Regions from separate parts of the Homo sapiens genome. Here region 1 is linked to region 2. A link is a contact called in ENCODE Hi-C or POLR2A ChIA-PET data. All regions are on one chromosome and are shown on one strand. Each heading gives the region's core, a stretch centred on a gene start or an enhancer-like site at or near the end of the contact. The rest is flanking DNA. Distances are from core to core; before and after follow the strand shown.

Evidence for each region. Hi-C counts contacts between places; a loop is a spot of excess contacts on that map. ChIA-PET counts read pairs that join two places held with the same protein, here RNA polymerase II (POLR2A). Pooled maps may share reads with other maps.
Region 1: a loop to region 2 is called in a map of mammary epithelial cell, with 5 times the contacts of the local background. The contact joins two enhancer-like sites. A Hi-C loop is called at or near these places in 13 of 168 maps with a recorded cell type or tissue (IMR-90, PC-3, Right ventricle myocardium inferior and 9 more) and 6 of 50 pooled maps. POLR2A ChIA-PET finds 5 or more read pairs at or near these places in 3 of 52 experiments (MCF 10A, PC-9 and Panc1).

Annotation. Positions count from the first base shown.
Region 1 is chr12:64,102,842-64,105,856 of GRCh38, reverse strand. All of the region lies in intron 15 of SRGAP1 (SLIT-ROBO Rho GTPase activating protein 1), which reads right to left. The region is part of intron 1 of LOC105369798 (a long non-coding RNA gene); the gene reads left to right. Among named protein-coding and RNA genes, the nearest start is that of KICS2, 120 kb to the left of the region's middle. Within about 2 kb of position 1,301, at least 6 of the 41 ENCODE cell types and tissues checked have a DNase peak (open chromatin) inside an H3K27ac peak, as active enhancers do; they include PC-3 and mammary epithelial cell, where a contact is called at or near this core.
Region 2 is chr12:64,180,268-64,183,120 of GRCh38, reverse strand. No RefSeq gene overlaps it. Among named protein-coding and RNA genes, the nearest start is that of KICS2, 41 kb to the left of the region's middle. RefSeq lists an enhancer at 769-1,968. Within about 2 kb of position 1,525, at least 18 of the 41 ENCODE cell types and tissues checked have a DNase peak (open chromatin) inside an H3K27ac peak, as active enhancers do; they include PC-3 and mammary epithelial cell, where a contact is called at or near this core.

The sequences.
Region 1 (3,015 bases), core at 52-2,551, 77 kb after region 2:
TGGAGGCTACATTCTCTGTAACTACAGGACATAGGCATTAATTCCAAGAGATTTTGTTGTTGTTGTTGTTTTTGAGACAGAGTCTTACTCTGTCATCCAGGCTGGAGTGCAGTGGGGTGATGTCAGCTAACTGCAACCTCTGCCTCCCAGGTTCAAGTGATTCTGATACCTCAGGCTCCCAGGTAGCTGGGATTAGGAGCACCCACCACCATGCCTGACTAATTTTTGTATTTTTAGTAGAGAGGGGATTTTGCCACGTTGTCCAGGTTGGTCTCAAACTCCTGGCCTCAAGTGATCTGCCTGCCTCAGCCTCCCGAAGTGCTGGGATTACAGGTATGAGCCACCATCCCCGGCCTCAAGAAGTTTAATCTTAATTCAAGATCTTCTTGTTTCTATCTCTTGGTTCTAAACTTAGTCCCTCTACCTCTTAAAGGCAGTTTTAAAATTTTATTTAATAAGAATTGAGGGAACAAATATTTGTACAGCAGTTTCAGAGTAGCATTATTCATAATAACCAAAAGGTAGAGACAACCTAAATGTTCATCGACAGATGAGTGGATAAACAAAATGTGGTATGCACACACAATGCAGTATTATTCAGCCTTAAAAAGAAAAACATTTCTGACACATGCTGCAACATGCATGAGGCTTGAGGACACTATGCTAACTGAAGCCAGTCACCAAAAGAACAAGTATTATATGATTCCACTTATGTTAGGTACCTGGAATAGGCAAATGCATAGAGACAGAAAGCAGAAGAGATAAAGCCAGGGCCTGGGGCGGAGGTGCAGGAGGATGGGGAGTTATTGTTTGATGAGTACCGAGTTTCTGTTTGAGAAGATGAAAAAGTTCTAGAAATGGATAGTGGTGATAATTGTGAATGTACTTAATGCCACCGAACTGTACACTTAAAAATCGTTAACATGGTAAATTTTATATTTTTTATATATATATATATTTTTACCACAATAAAAGAATGAGGGGGCCTGTGGGATGCAAATGAAAGACTTCAGGGGAAAAGCAACAAGGACATAAGTGACACTAAAAAAACTAGATAAAGTTATATGAGGCAGATGTACATTCTCTTTAACTACAGTCAACACAAATCAAAGCAAAACAGAACTGCTGGCATTCCTGAAGTAGTAGCAAATCTGTTCGTCTCGAAGGCCTCTAACCGTGATGGCTGCGAGCAGGACTCCCAATTCTACCTGGCTGGCTGCTCAACAGGCGCGCAATGTGTATCCTACAGGAGCTTCGCTCTGGTACAAATGACTCATTTACTGTCCTGAGTCCAGTTAGTGGGCAAAATTTATGGTTGCTGCTGACACCCTGATGAATGTGTGTTCCTAGCTGGCTCTGAGTGTGGCAAATTTCACAATTTCATGCTGGAGGGAAAGATGGGTCTTTTCTTCCCCTCAGAAAAGTTGTCAGTGGGGAAAATCAGTATTTCACTTGGATTTCTTGTAAGCTGGGCTTTGTTTTCCACAATTCAAGGTCTCATGTAATTAGGTAAAAGTGGCATTCATCCAACCTTGATCACATGCTCAAAGCTCCCTGGGCTAATATATGTTTTTTTCCCAGCAATGCAAGATTCTCATGTTAGCGTCCCAACTTCCCAGCAGGCGGGTTAGATAGCTCCATGTAAATGCATGTGAAAAATTTACCATAAAACACAAGTTACTTCAGCAAATGGCAAAAAGTTCAAATGGTCATCACTCTGAAAATACTGGTTCTTCTGTGGACTATTTGTAGAAGTATTTGTTTGCCAGAAAATGAATAATAAATCACAAGATGCAAATTTCTCCTTAGGTATGAAGACAGGGAAGGAAATTCCTTGGCAGCCACATTTAGAAACCGTTTATTTAACAGTGGGTACACACATACTTGTGAGTTCCATAGCCTAACAGCTGGCATTCAAGATGAATGTATCAGTTTCAGGACATTTTTAGGTTCACACTAACAATGTCAAGGTGTTAATCAAACCTTTGTATATAATTGTTTAACAGACTGACTTCTGTGAATTAAACCATTGATTTCTCTCCTAAATAACAGCACTATAGAAATACATACATAGATGTTTCCTATTCTGCTGAATTATCATATTGAGGTTAGTAAAGAAACTGAGTCTTAGCCTAGAGAGCTTTACCTACTCAGTTCAGATACTCAGCCTATTAAATATTTTTAAGGATAAAGGAAAAATTAAGAACATTATTATAAGGCATCAAACAGAAATTTAGAATTCAGAGAGAAAACTACCATGTATGTCAATAAAGCTGAAAGAAATTTTTATAGCAAAAACATATATTGAGCACCAGAAAAAGAGTTCAAAAGCTTTTTTCATGAAATAATCAGAAAAGGCAAATAAATTTAGGTACTAAGAAGCTCATCATAGTATTTTGGTATAGTTGCAAAATCACTGGAAACAATCTAAATGTCTAAACTAGGGGATTTGTTACATAAAATAGAAATCATTATAGGGTCACTAAAAGCTATATTTTGAAAATAATATTATTGAGTTTTAAAAAAGTGGTTTATGAAGAGCCAGTATGGCGTGGCATAATTTTTTACAACAGCTTGGCCGGGCACAGTGGCTCACACCTTAATTCTAGCACTTTGGGAGGGCGAGGAGGGTGTATTGCTTGAGTCCAGGAGTTCAAGACCAGCCTGGGCAATGTTGTGAAACCCTGTCTCTACCAAAAAAATACAAAAATTAGCTGGGTGTGGTGGTGCACGCCTGTGGTCCCAGCTACTTGGGAGGCTGAGGGGGGAGGATCACTTTAGCCTAGGAGGTTGCAGTGAGCTGTGATCACGCCACTGCAATCCAGCCTGGACAACAGAGTGAGAGCCTGTCTCAAAAACAATTTTTTTAACAACAGCTTTATTGAGATATAACTAATATACCATATAATTTACCCATTTACACAGTTTAACAATGATTTTTAGTACACTCAGAGTTGTACAAGATCACCTCAATCATTTTAGAGCATTTTCATCACTTCAAAAACAAACCTCTTA
Region 2 (2,853 bases), core at 276-2,775:
ATGATCAGTCTTCTAAATTTTAATGTGAACGTGAGTGAAAGATAAGGTGCTTTGCTGGATTAAAAAGCAAAAAGGAAAAGAAGGGAAAAGCATATGAATGAGGAGAATTAAGTGCAACTCTCTTTTCCTTTTAGCTCTTAGTTTGTGCCAGTATGATGAGGTGGAAGGTAGATGTGGGGTTAGACAGTTCATAAAGAGGAAAGGAAGAAAAGTAATAAAAACAAAAAACCAGGGAAGGAGGAAGTGAACACAAGAAGAGTGAAGAGAGGCCAGGCATGGCTCATGCCTGTAATCCCAGCACTTTGGAAGGCTGAGGGTGGCAGATCACTTCAGCCCAGGAGTTTGAGACCAGTCTGGACAACACGGTGAGACCCCATCTCTACAAAAAATACAAGAAAAAAAATTTTGCTGGGTGTGGTGGCATGTGCCTGTAAGTTCCAGCTAGTCAGGAGGCTGAGGTGGGAGGATCACCTAAGCCTGGTAGATGGAGGCTGCTATGAGCCAAGATCATGCCACTCCAGCCTGAGTGACAGAGTGAGTACTGTCACACACACACGAAAGAATAGTGAAAAGAGTTACTATGGCATTCGGAAATAAAGAATCTTTGCTGTTCTGGTCAGTGCCATGGGCTTATGAAGTAAGTGTACAAGACCCTTTCATTGTAGTTCAATAAGAGCAACAAAGTCCTCACTTGGGGAACCTGGTCCTTGCTTCCTGCCTCCATGGGGTATGTGAGAACCCATTCAATTCTAACTCTCAGCTATTCAGCCAGAATCCCCGGCACTATGTTTATTAAGCTTACCAGGATAACCACTTTCTACACACAGCCTAGCAAAGAGAATTACTTTTAACGAAACAACAACAACAATAACAATTTTCAATGCTGTTATATCCCTATTCCATTCTGTGGGCACAAACCTCTGCTTATTCATAATCACTTCATATACAACACATTAAAAGCATCTTTTGTCTTAATTATGTGGGGCTAACATTTAGGGAGCATTCACCATAAACTCTGTTAGTCAGTGCTGAAGCTTCCTAGTAACATTGTTGACATTTGGTCTTGCCTTACTTTTTTTTTGGAGCTGGTAGGTTTCTGTTAAAAAAAACTTTTTTTTTTTGACCTCTTGGGGACTGAACTGTCTAGAGAGGCTCTGGATAAAAAAAGCAGCCTAATTGCAAAATCTTTCCTTTGGCAGTGAAAAGATTGGGAATGAGAGTCAGTGAGCACCAGCCAGTAGATGGCAACACTAAAGCAAGACACAGCTTCTTGGCTGTGGCTTCTTTTCCATCCTGGGACAACCCGTGCAGCTCAGCTTCTTTGGACAGTGGGAAGTTGAGCAGTATGATGTTTATAAAAATGACAATTTTTACTGTTTAAGGTTGGGGCATTAATGACTGCTCTTGTAGAGACAGGTATTCAGGCAAGAATTGGTTCAAGAAATGAGTCAGAAACTCTTCTGTCATTTCCAGTGAGTTTTAACCAAGACATTCCAAATGCCTTCCTCATCTGGTGACTGTGCAGTGAGCTTCTCCTGACTCAGAACCATCCACGCATGACTGTAACTGCTGCTGCTGCTTTGTTCCTGAGGCATTTTCTGTTTGTTCTGAGACTCATGCTCCCTCCCCAAATTTTCAGACAAGAGGGCTTACCTTGCTTGGAGTGTTTAGAAGGATGAATGGAGAGTATTAACATTTTTGTGAGGGAAAAGGGAGTTTCGTGCTCCTTGAGTTTGTAATGAAAGTACATACCTCTCCCCAAATGTCCATGAACACAAATAAAATTTTCTTTAATAATTTGGGAGGTTCATGGGACTCCCCATGAGTCCATGGGCCCGCAAGATAAAAATCCCTGTTTGGGAAAAGCTCTTGATGAAGTCCAAATAGGCTATTCAGGAGATACAGTAAGTCTTAAAGGTCAGTACTGTCCCAGGCGGATAAATAACTGCTGGATGTTTTCACCCGGATATCCTGTAGGCAACTCAGCACTTTCCTTTGCCAGACTTGCTCCACTTGGCATCCTTAATTCTTTCTTAGTATGACTCTTGTCCCAGTCGCCTTCTCTTCAGACTTTGGAGTCATGTTTGATTCTTCTGTTTTAGTCACTGCTGAATTTTCACAGCACTCTCATATTCGTCCCATTTTCATAGTCAGTTCTTTCTTCACTTTGGGCTATTAGATAAGCCTGGATTAGAAATCTCATCTCCTGCTTGGTCTCTCACCTTCTGTTTCTTTCTATTCCAGGCCTTCCTTCTTACCTTTGCTAGGGAATTCTTTGAAAACCCTGAGCTGGTTGTGTCTCGTTGGCTCTGCCTCTTGCTCCCTCTTTTTAAAAAGTCCTGATTAAGTAGCTCCCCAGAGTCTGCTGGAAGAAGTCCAGTTCTGACAATCAGGTTCAGCCTTTTCTTTTTTCTCTTCCGGCATTTCCTTGCTTTACCTCAGTTTTACGCAAAATGGAATACTTGGCTGGCCATGTATTTTCTTGCCTTTGCTCCGAGTTTTCTTTGTCTGGAATCCTTCTAGACTAGGGGTTCTTCACATTTTTGGTATGATAAAAGATGAGATTTCATTGGCAGCCTGCAAAGCATACACTTTCTCACAATGTTTTTAATGTATAAAATGATACACGAAATTACAAAGAAACCAATTATATTGAAATACAGTTATAAAAATCTTTAAAAATCTGCTATGTTGTATGCATTCTTCTTTATTAATACATTTAATAACATGATATGGCATTGGTCCTAATAATTATCGTGGCAATTTATGGCCTACATCTGTAATGGAAGGAAATGCTAAATTTCAGTTAGACATTAGGGAAAATAAAGATGTATTTTTTTCCTATCCACATTC